3 separate regions of the Homo sapiens genome follow, and regions 2 and 3 are each linked to region 1. A link is a contact called in ENCODE Hi-C or POLR2A ChIA-PET data. All regions are on one chromosome and are shown on one strand. The core of a region is the stretch at or near the end of the contact, and the rest is flanking DNA. Distances in the headings are between cores, read along the strand shown.

What was found. Hi-C counts contacts between places; a loop is a spot of excess contacts on that map. ChIA-PET counts read pairs that join two places held with the same protein, here RNA polymerase II (POLR2A). Pooled maps may share reads with other maps.
Region 2: a loop to region 1 is called in a map with no recorded cell type, with 10 times the contacts of the local background. The contact joins two enhancer-like sites. A Hi-C loop is called at or near these places in 1 of 168 maps with a recorded cell type or tissue (posterior vena cava), 1 of 37 single-sample maps with no recorded cell type and 5 of 50 pooled maps. POLR2A ChIA-PET finds 5 or more read pairs at or near these places in 3 of 52 experiments (A673, WTC11 and activated B cell).
Region 3: a map of heart right ventricle shows a loop between it and region 1 (2.1-fold over the local background). The contact joins two enhancer-like sites. A Hi-C loop is called at or near these places in 4 of 168 maps with a recorded cell type or tissue (HCT116, MCF 10A, PC-9 and 1 more) and 8 of 50 pooled maps. POLR2A ChIA-PET finds 5 or more read pairs at or near these places in 4 of 52 experiments (BJ, H1, HEK293 and 1 more).

The regions. Positions count from the first base shown.
Region 1 is chr19:17,775,007-17,778,623 of GRCh38, reverse strand. It overlaps FCHO1 (FCH and mu domain containing endocytic adaptor 1), which reads right to left. Exons shown (of 29, transcript NM_015122.3): 14 at 3,544-3,568; 15 at 3,111-3,168; 16 at 2,463-2,641; 17 at 2,353-2,377; 18 at 1,938-1,989; 19 at 396-487; 20 at 1-15. Among named protein-coding and RNA genes, the nearest start is that of B3GNT3, 18 kb to the left of the region's middle. RefSeq lists an enhancer at 1,858-2,197. Within about 2 kb of position 1,948, at least 3 of the 41 ENCODE cell types and tissues checked have a DNase peak (open chromatin) inside an H3K27ac peak, as active enhancers do.
Region 2 is chr19:17,995,634-17,999,250 of GRCh38, reverse strand. KCNN1 (potassium calcium-activated channel subfamily N member 1) reads right to left here. Exons shown (of 10, transcript NM_001386974.1): 10 at 1-1,099. The coding sequence ends at 845. Among named protein-coding and RNA genes, the nearest start is that of ARRDC2, 11 kb to the left of the region's middle. RefSeq lists a silencer at 2,100-2,349 and an enhancer at 1,964-2,465. Within about 2 kb of position 1,435, at least 4 of the 41 ENCODE cell types and tissues checked have a DNase peak (open chromatin) inside an H3K27ac peak, as active enhancers do.
Region 3 is chr19:17,577,861-17,581,477 of GRCh38, reverse strand. COLGALT1 (collagen beta(1-O)galactosyltransferase 1) reads right to left here. Exons shown (of 12, transcript NM_024656.4): 9 at 3,389-3,521; 10 at 1,869-1,996; 11 at 573-779; 12 at 1-301. The coding sequence ends at 34. Among named protein-coding and RNA genes, the nearest start is that of COLGALT1, 24 kb to the right of the region's middle. RefSeq lists enhancers at 1,244-1,538, 1,373-1,582. Within about 2 kb of position 1,622, at least 4 of the 41 ENCODE cell types and tissues checked have a DNase peak (open chromatin) inside an H3K27ac peak, as active enhancers do.

The DNA.
Region 1 (3,617 bases), core at 699-3,198:
CCAGGCTGCTAGAGCCTTGGGGAGGGAAGCGGGCGGTCAGCTCCGACCCTCGCCCACTCAGAGTCCCTGCCCATCCTCCTGCAGGCCACGGCCACGTCGAGGGAAGGTCAGGGGGGCCCCCATTCAAAGTCCTTGTGCACGCCCCCAAGGCTACACCTTCTGGTGACTTCCCTCTCCACAAATGTCCGGCCCATCCACTCAGTCACCGCCCACTGGCCAAGGCCCCACCCTATCTATGGCCCCTCCCACGCGCACTCTGGCCCCGCCCACCCCTACACGGACTAGTCCTCCCTCCAGCCTGGCTTCCAGGGGACCTCATTGGCCTAACTCTGCAATGGCCCCACCCAACCTCCCTCCGGCCACACCCATGCCCTCCAATCCCTTATCCCCATCACCTGTAAAATCTTCGTGGTCAAAGGCTGACTCCAGGGGCGGCCCAAAGAGGTTCTTGGACACCTGCTCCTCTGACTGCAATCTCTCTGCACAGCTAGAGAGGGTGAGGCCAAGAGGGCTGCTTCTATTTTTCCCAAGCCTCATCCCACCCTGGGGCCTTTGCACATGCTGTTCCCAGTCTTTTTTTTTTTTGAGACGGAGTCTTGCTCTGTCGGCCAGGCTGCAGTGCAGTGGCACGATCTCAGCTTGCTGCAACCTCCGCTTCCTGCGTTCAAGCGATTCTCCTGCCTCAGCCTCCAGAGTAGCTGGGATTACAGGCACCTGCCACCATGCCCGGCTAATTTTTGTATTTTTAGCAGAGACGGGGTTTTACCATGCTGGCCAGCCTGATCCCAAACTCCTGACCTCAAGTGATCTGGCTGCTTTGGCCAGTGCTGGGATTGCAGGTGTGAGCCACTGTGTGCAGCCTGTTCCCAGTCTGGAGTTCCATTTCCCCAGCTCTCTTCACAGTCACCTCCTAGCTCCTCTTTGGGGCTTAGCTCCAAGTCACCCCCTCAGGGAGGTTCCCAACCCCACCTCAAGGGAAGTCACCTCCTCCTGTCTTCGCGTCATCTGCTTTAGTTTCTTCGTAGCACTTAGAAGTATCGAATATGCTCTAACTTATTTGCTTTTTTTTTTTTTTTTTTTTTTTTTTTGAGACGGAGTTTCCTCTTGCTGCCCAGGCTGGAATGCAATGGCACAACAGTGGCTTACTGCAAGCTCCGCCTCCCAGGTTCAAGCGATTCTCCTGCCTCACCCTCTCGAATAGCTGGGATTACAGGCATGTGCCACCATGCCTGGCTAATGCTGTATTTTTAGTAGAGATGGGGTTTCTTTATGTTGGTCAGGCTGGTCTCGAACTCTCGACCTCAGGTGATCCGCCTGCCTTGGCCTCCCAAAGTGCTGGAATTACAGGCGTGAGCCGCCACGCCTGGCCCTATTTGCTATTCTTAAAATCTGGAGTCACTAGAATGTGACTCTGAGAAGGGAGACCTGTCTCAGAACCCAGACCCTAGAACAGCACAGGTACACAGCAGGCACTCAATAAATGTTCATCAAATGAATGACTAAATGGTCCCTCAAAAGCCAGCATGGGCCAGGCACAAGGGCTCATGCCTGTAATCCCAGCACTTTGGCAAGCCGAGGTGGGCAGATCACTTGAGGTCAGGAGTTCGAGACCAGCCGGGCCAACATGGTGAAACCCTGTCTCTACTAAAAATACAAAAGTTAGCTGGGCGTGGTGGTGGGTGCCTGTAATCTCAGCTACTTAGGAGGCTGAGGCATGAAAATCGCTTGAACTCAGGAGGTGGAGGTTGCAGTGAGCTGAAATCGCACTCCAGCCTGGGTGACAGAGTGAGACTCTGTCTCAAAACAAAAACAAAAACAAAAAAACCCCAGCATGACGTCAACTCCCAGCCGGGACAAGAGAACACCAGGCGGAGACATGGGGAGGTGGAGGGAGGAGGTGGGGACAGCCCCCACCTGCCCACTCGTGTGGAACCCACCTGCTGGTTCTGGGGGCAGACCGAGGTCTCTGGGGTTTCCCAGCAGCGTCCCCTACAAGAGATGCACCTCCTTCAGCCTTCTTGTCACCCTGCCTGCAATGCTCCCCACTCCACAGACCAAGGGACCGAGGCTCGGGGGTGTCCAGCCAGTTGCCCAAGGTGATCAGCAAATCAGGCAGACATGGATTCAAGCCTAAGCGAGCCTGTCTCCAGATGCTAGCTTCTCCTGGCCCCAGCTACCCCTTTCAGCTCTCACTTAATTTCATAATGACCTCATTTTACAGAAAAGGAGACTGAAGGTCAGTGTGGTTAAGCAGCCTGCCCAAAGTTACAAAACGGAGTTATGATTCAAGCCCAAACCCATAGCCTCCCTTCCTTAGGATCCTCCCCACTCTGAAGACCAAAGGCTACTCACGTGAAGAATGGCGTTTCATGGTGCCCTGTGGACAAAGTGGGCAACATCACACACGAATGCATCCAGCCAGCCTCTCTAGCAACACCCAGGGCACCCCTCCCACGCCTCACCCCTGGGCCAGGAGGAAGGATGAGGCTGCCCGCGGTGGCCCTGAGCTGTGCCGCTGCTGCCTCGGGGCTGCAGGCTGGAGCCCGGGCCGGGGCAGGCTTGATGTGCACATAGAACTTGCGGGGCTCTTCATCGTCGAAGTCGGAGTCGCTGGACGAGAAACGGGAGGGCTCGGCCGTGCGTGGGCTGCAGTCAAGGTCCAAGCCAATCCCAACACAAGCTTTCCCCCAGTCAGCTCTCCAATCCAGCCTCGTCCCTCCCTGCTCAAACCCTTCGAGGTCCTGCCCAATCCCATCGCTCACCACGCGCCACCTTCAGTCCTGACACCATGTCCCACCAGCACTCCCACCCCCCCCGAGAAGCCTTTGCACAAGCATGCCCAGAACTAACTGGCAAACTCCTATTCGGCTGCAAAACCCCAACACTGGTGCCCCCTCCTCCAGGAAGCCCTGCTAGATCTCCTTTTCTCTCTCCCTCTTGCCCAGTGCTGACCCCATAGAGTGGGTGTTTACATTTAGGTTGGCTTCATCCACAAAGGAGACTCTCTCCAGGATGTACACAGAGAGGACTGCTGAAGGTGGACTGGTTATTACGGAGAATTTTGTCCTTGCTGTGCCAACAACTGCCCCCAGGGGGTGCCAGAAGGATATTGTTCTGGGTCACATCAGGCCGGACAGTGAAACCTTCTTCATCCACCTCTGGACATGTCTAGGGGAGTCAGGGGGCAGCAGTGAGTCAGGCGCCCCACTATCGAACCTTCCATCTCACCCTGCCAACCGCCCCCCGCCCTGCCCCCAGGCCTTGACTCAGACCTCAAAACCAACCCTGATGGCAACGACTGTCTTCCCTGGGTGTGTGGGCAGGTTCCTGGGACAAACTGAGCTTCGGCAGGGACATTATTCACACCCACGTAGTCCATGGGACTTTGCAGCTGAGGTGGGATATGAACCCAGCCCCCAGGCTCCAGCCCGCCCCTCAATCTCGGCTCTTTAGTTTCCAGTAGGGATCGGGACTCTAGGAGCCAAGAGTGGGATCAAACTCCTTCCACTTGTAGCCCAGCCTGACCCCTCCCACATCACTCACCCCTGAATCGGGCTCCAGGAAATCTCTGGGGATGGAGGAAGAGATGTTGGTGTCAGCTTCCGCAGCCCATCTGG
Region 2 (3,617 bases), core at 186-2,685, 220 kb before region 1:
TAGGGGATTTCCAGTTTGAATGCACCATCCTTCCTCGCAGTGTGGTCCCAGGTAGGTAGATTCACCTCTCTGGGCCTCAGTTTCCCCCCCATCCCACCATGGTCAAGTTCTGATGAGGAATCAGTGTGGTAATTGACATCATCACATTCTCTGTAGACAGCAGGTGCTCAATACAAATCTCACAAAAACCCAAATGACCTTCCTCACCCAGGTCACCTCCCCCATGGGCCCCGCTGGGGCCTGGCACACAGTGGGTGTCCATCAACGCGGTTGGTTGAAGGGGAGCGATGCTTCTGGCCAGGGCTGGGCCATGCTGTCTGAGGGATCTCAGCGCCAGGTGGGGCTGGTACAGGTGTCCCTAGAGAGTTGTCCCTCACTGAGCTCCAGCCCAGAGGGAGAGAGGGCTTCTAGGCTAGGATTCTAGGCTAGGCCGGTGATGGGAACAGGTTTTTCTGATTCCCACATTCATCTTGGTACCCAGGGCTGGAGGTCTACCTCCTGGGACATCACCAGTGCCTTCCAGCCATGCACACAGGCAGCCACTAGGCGGGTCCTGCTTTATTCAGAACCAGCACGGACCCCTCCCCGGGCTGCTCCATGCCCACCGGGGGCCTGGGGAGAGTCGGGGGACCAGGTGACCAGAGGAAGCTCCGGGCTCCCCTGCCCTCACCCATGGTCCAGCCCTGCCCTCTGCCTGGGCAGTCTGGGCGGGGCAGGCCTCAGTCCACTCAGCCTGACTCAGCGTTGGCTTCTTGAACTCCAAGAGGCGCCACTGTACAAGGCTTCCCGGAGGTGGCGGCCACACGATGGCCAAGATTTAGGGGTCTGGTGGCGGGCAGGGCCGTCACCCGCAGTCCGAGGGGGCCACGGGCGTCCACCGGCAGGGGGAGCTCCGGGCTGCCTGGTCTTGGGGGCCGGGGCCGGGCCTGGGAGGCAGGGGAGGCGGGGGTGGGCGTATGGCTTGGGCGATGAGGCCAGGCAGGGCCTGTAGAGAGGCACCCAGCGCATCCAAGCGGCTTTCCAGGGTGGCCAGGCGGGCCTCCAGCTCCTCGTGCTGAGCGTGCAGCTCCGATACAAGGTCGTACATGACGGTCTGGGTCTGCGGGAGACAGAGAGGGGCAGGAGAGAGGCGCCGCTGAGTGAGAGAGGAAAGGACGATACCACGACACCAATGACAGAGAGGGACAGCCCACACGCTCCAGGTGGGTGCCAGCCACTAATGGGGCCCGTGTGAGGGGTGGCTGGGAGGATACCCCCAGCCCCAGAGGTCCCTTGCTGGGCCCAGGGAAGGATTGGAGAGTGGATGAGGGGAGAGACTGGTCTTTTCTTTCTCTCTTTTTTTTTTTTTTCTTTGAGACAGAGACTCCCTCCGTCACCTATGCTGGAGTGCAGTGGCCCAATCTCGGCTCATTACAACCTCCTCTTTCCGGGAGGCGCCCAGCCTAAAAGACAGGTCTTAAATGCCAAGCTCAGCTGGTTGTGGTGGCTCACGCCTGTAATCCCAGCACTTTGGGAGGCCGAGGCAGGCGAATCGCCTGAGGTCAGGAGTTTGAGACCAGCCTGGCCAACATGGTGAAACTTTGTCTCCACTAAAAATACAAAAATTAGCCGGATGTGGTAGCGGGCACCTGTAATCCCCGCTACTCGGGGGGGATGAGGCAGGAGAATCACTTGAACCCAGGAGGTGGAGGTTTCAGTGCGCCTGAGTGACAAGAGGGAAAATCCGTCTCAAGAAAAAGAAAGCAAGCAAGCCAAGCTCAGGGCTGGCAGGCCTGGGAAAGGCCTAGTGAGGTTCTGGGGTGGGGGGACATGCCCAGAGCTGCCCTGGGGGTCTAGTGGCCACAGGGCACACATAGCCACAGGCAGTGCTCAAGTGGTACCCACAGACCTGGGGGATGTTTGGGGCTGACGTTGCTCCAGGCTGGGGAACAGCAGGAGCGTGGGGACATGGCTGCCTAGGAAGAAGAGGAGGGGGGACCCTGTTCAGTCGTGAACTGCCACCCCTCCCATTAGGCTGGGGAGGGGACAGGGGTCTAATGACGAAGGTGACTGCCCTGAGAATCTGACGCAATCACAGACTGGGAACACGACAGCCACAATTACTGTTACAGCAGCCAGTGGGGCATCCCTACCACCTCAACTGCCCGGTTCTGGCACTGTCCCCCTATGGGCAGGGGAGGCCGGCCAGGCAGGGACAGTCCTGGGTGCAGACACCACTCTGGCCACCAGGTGGCACTAGAACATCACTCCACGGCTCTGAGCGCAGCTGGGTCAGGACACCGGTTTGCCACCCCGCGGCGGCCTCCGTGGGAGGATGGAGGCAGTGGTGGAAGGAAGACAGGACAGGACGAGGTGCCCACCCCAGCTCCTCTGTCCTCTCACACCCAGCCTCTTCCTCCCAGCTTCCTCCACTGTGCCCCCTACCCTTTTCCCTCCATCAGTGCAAGGCAGACCCCACTCCGAGTGCAAACACCTTGTGGGGGCCTCCCCTCCTAGCACCACTGACCTTACCCTGGCCTCTCTCAGGCACCACAGTCCCTAGAGCCAGAGGGTGACATCTGGAGGCCAGAGCAGTGTCCAGCCTTCAGGTGGTTCTTTTTAGTCTTTTCTGAGGTTTAAAATTTTTATTTTTATTTTTATTTTTGAGACGAAGTCTCGCTCTTGTTGTCTAGGCTGGAGTGCAGAGGCATGATCTCGGCTCACTGCAACCTCCACCTCCTGGGTTCAAGCGACTCTCCTGCCTCAGCCTCCCAAGTAGCTGAGATTACAGGTGCCCGCTACCACACCCGGCTAATTTTTGTATTTTTAGTGGAGACAAAGTTTCACCATGTTGGCCAGGCTGGTCTTGAACTCCTGGCCTCAGGTGATCCGCCCACCTTTGCCTCCCAAGGTGCTGGGATTACAGGGATGAGCCACTACACCCAGGCTTAAAATTTTATTTTTTAGAGACAGAGTCTTGCTCTGTCTCCCAGACTGGAGTGCAGTGGTACAGTCACAGCTGACTGCAGCTTTTACCTCCCAGGCTCAAGTGATCCTCCCACCTCAGCCTCCTGCTAATTTTTCTATTTTTTTTTTTTTTTTTTTGTAGCAATGGAGTTTTGCCATGTTGCCCAGGCTGGTCTTGAATTCCTGAGCTCAAGTGATCCCCCCTCCTCAACTTCCCAAAGTGCTAGGATTACAGGCATGAGCCACTGCATCTGGCCTGATTTTCTTAATATTTTCCTTTCTCTACCATACCTTACTGTAAGAATACAGTATATATACACAAAATATATGTGAATCAACTGTTTATCAGTAAGGCTTTTGGTCAATGGTAGGCTATCAGTAGTTAAATTTGGGGTGAGGGGGCGTCAAAACTTATATGAGGCCGGGCACAGTGGCTTATGCCTGTAATCCCAGCACTTTGGGAGGCCAAGGCAGGTGGATTACTTGAAGTCAGGAGTTCGAGACCAGCCTGGCCAACATGGTGAAACCCCATCTCTACTAAAAATACAAAAAGTAGCTAGGCGTGGCGGCATACACCTGTAATCCTAGCTACTCAGGAGGCTGAGGCAGGAGAATACCTTAAACCTAGGAGATGGAGGCTGCAGTGAGCTGAGATCGCACCTCTGCACTCC
Region 3 (3,617 bases), core at 373-2,872, 200 kb after region 1:
CGATGGCTGCTTTGGCTTTCTGGCTGCTACCCCTCAGAGTTCATCCCGGGCAGCACTGTCCAGTGGGGACTGGAGCACGTCCGAGTTCTTGGCCTCACGGCTCAGTGCCTGCTGCTCCCGCATCTTCTGGGACTTGGCGCGGTCCCAGTCGGTCTTGACGTGCTCATTGTTCCATACGACTGAGGTCTCGGTGTCACTCACATAGCCATCGTCTCCTGTGTAGTGTGTGGGGTAGATGAGCAGCGGCTCCACAGAGAAGGCATGCAGGTTGCGGAGGGAGAAGTGGGCCTTGTACTCGGACCTGGGGGGAGGAGGAGGGGAGTGAGGGGCAGCAATGGCTTCAGGGGACGGGACAGCTGGAGGAAAAATTGGGGGTGAAGAAGTCAGCGGGGACAGATTAAAACGTAAGTGTGCAGGGGATACAAATGGAGACAGATCTGCGAGGGGGCAAACGGAGGGAGAAGTAGGCAAAAGAAGAGACATCTTCTCGGAGGCCGTGAGTCTCACATCCCCATTCTCCCAGGACAGACCCACCGTGAAACCCCAGCCCAGCAGCCGCCTGCCCCTCTCACACTGGGTGTTTGTCGAACATGACGGGCAGGAACTCGTCCACAGGCAGCATCTTGGAGAGCGGCTCAGCAGCCAGCAGTTTGCGGGCGCCTTGCAGGGAGATCACGTAGGCCAGGGTCCAGTAGGAATAGTCGGCCTCCACCAGGTTCCTCACGCGAGGCACAGCCTTCTCGGGGTGCTCCACCTGCATCCGCTTCCGGCCCACATAGCTGGGGTGCAAGATCGGGCCTGTCACTCTCCTCCCGCCCTCCGGAGGGAGCTTGCCCAGAAAGCCAGGGATCTAGTTACCCCGTCAGGTCCTGGGATGGGAGCAGGCTCAGCATGTTTGCAGAGCTCTGTGACTGGATGGAGTGAATGCAGGAGCCCAGGGGTCTGGCGGTCATGGGGGAGAAGAGTGAGTTTTTCCAAAGGGCGTGAGGGAGCCATGGAGGATCTGGAGCTGGGGAGAGCAGGATCACGCAGACGTTCTCTGAGGCTGAAGCTGCTCTGAGTTCAGAGGACAGTGGGGGTGGAGGTGGGCGAGGTGCCCTGATGGGGGGGCAGTCAGGAATGGAGGGGTGCAGTTACTATTCACATGGGGCAGTGTTCCCAGAATGCAGATTAGGGCACTGCACATGGAAGGGAAAAAAGAGATGGAGGAAGGGAGAGGACAAACCAGCCCACTTACAGAAGAGAAGGACGGCTCCAGTGCTGGAAACATGTTGGTGGCACTCCCATCCAGGGGCTTGTCTAAGACCAGGCGCCCTGGCCACGCCCCCACACTCTTCGGCCACACCTCCAGCTCTGACCACACCCCCATGCTCTTCAGCCACGCCCACAGGCTGCCCGGTCAAATTTTAGCCACATCCACCTCCACAGGCCTCAGTCAAGTCTCTAAGCCTTGACCAAGCCTGCAGGCTTCCGGCCAGGTCCCTTGAGTTCTGGGTGATCCTTCCAACGCCCTTCCCTATAGGCTACAGCCCTGACAGTGCCTTCAGGCCCAGGAACCACGTGAGCCCTCCTGCTACGCTTCCAAGGGTTGGCCACGCCTGCCACCCTGACCACACCCAGACATACAGGCTCTAGGCTCAGCTGCAGCGCTGTGGCCACGCCCGTAGGATTCAGCTCCACTCCGCCTCCCAGCCCCACCTCTAAGCCCTGGCCATGTACCTAGGCTCCAGTTCCACCCCACCTTCAAGCCCCGCCTCTAAGCCATGACCCATCCCCAGGTCCCAGCTCCACCCTGCCCCCACCCCCACCTCTAAGTCCTGGCCTTGCCCCAGGCCCCAGCTTCACCCCATCCTCAGACCCCCACTCACATGAGGTCCCAGTCCAGGCCCTCCCGCTCCACATCCCGCATGAGGTTCATCAGACGTCTCTTGAAGAAGATCTCAAAACGCAGGTCATCCTCAAACACAAGCGATTTCTGCAGCCCCCGGTCCACCACCTGAGGGAGGAAGCCCCGCCACATCACAGGGAGGCCAAGGCCAGGCCTGACCCTAAAGCACAGAGCTTTGCTTTGAGAAGGTTTGAAAGACCCGTAGAGAAGCCAGTGCATCTCCCTGCCTCTCCTAGCTCCAGGGACATCTGGACATCCAAACCTCTGCCCTCTGCCGTCCATAATGGATCTCAGAAGAGAAAGGCCTCCCAGCCCCTCAAATGCCCACGCCTCATGCACCTCCCGCCTTGCAGCCGCACACCCCCATTTGGCTTCACATTCGATAACAAGTTTTTCTTTTCTTTTTCTTTTTTTTTTTTTTTGAGACGGAGTCTCGCCCTGTCGCCCAGGCTGGAGTGCAGTGGAACGATCTCAACTGCAACCTCCGCCTCCCAGGTTCAAGTAATTCTGCCTCAGCCTCCTGAGCAGCTGGGATTACAGGCATGTGCCACTACGCCCGGATTTTATTTTTCTTTTTTTGAGATGGAGTGTCACTCTTGTCGCCCAGGCTGGAGTGCAATGGCATGATTTCAGCCCACTGCAACCTCTGCCTCCTGGGTTCAAGTGATTCTCCTGCCTCAGTCTCCCAAGTAGAGGGATTACAGGTGCCCACCACCACACCCAGATAATTTTTGTATTTTTAGTAGAGTCTAGGTTTCACCATGTTGGCCAGGCTGGTCTTGAACTCCTGACCTAAGGTGATCCGCCTGCCTCGGCCTCCCAAAGTGCTGAGATTACAGGCATGAGCCACCACGCCCAGCCATTTTTCTTTTTTCTGAGACACGGTTTTGCTCTGCTGTCCAGTCTGCAGTGCAGTGGCACGATCTTGGCTGACTGCAGCCTTAACTCCTGGGCTCAAGCCACTCTCCCACTTTAGCCTCCCAAATAGTTGGGACCACAGGTGTGCGCCACCATGCCCGGCCCTGATGGCCCAAGTTCGAAGCCTAGTCAGACACCCTCCTCCAATCACAGCCTCTCCCTCTGAGGGTGGATGAGGATGCCTGGGCTGGTGAGTGCCCCCAGCAGCACTGGGCAGGTGCTGGTTTAAAGTGGCTCTGTGGCCATGACTTCTAGTACTAAACATCAAGCACAGAGACCAGGCTGGGAGTAATGAGGATTTGTTTACAGGTCCCAGGCCCCAGACACCACCTGCTGCTCAAAAGGGCTCACCCCTACCCCCAGGCTCAGTTTCCACATTTGCGCAATGGAAGGATGGCAGGTACACCTGGGGGTGATACAGCTGGTGTGGCGCATCATTCACTAAAGAGAGGCCATGGGTCCCATGGCTGAGGCTGGATGCCTAGCCGGGGCTTTGGGGAACTCTTTCAACCCCTTTCCCGTCCAAATCTCCGATGAGATCTAGAGTCATAACTCTGGCCCCGCCCATCACTCAGGACACACCTCCTTCCAGATGTTGTAGTGGCTCAGGAAGCAGCCCAGCTCACCCTTGGTGAGGGGCCGGCCGTGGTAGGGGTCCCGGTAGCCAGGCAGCATCTGGATCCCCAGCGCCTCCACCTGGCTGGTGTTCATGGCTCTGGAGAGGAGGAGGAGAGGGTCACGAAGAAGGTTCACCCTGCCTGCCATTCTGCCATCCCCGGCCATTCCACCACCCCCTGCGGCGTTGAGCAGC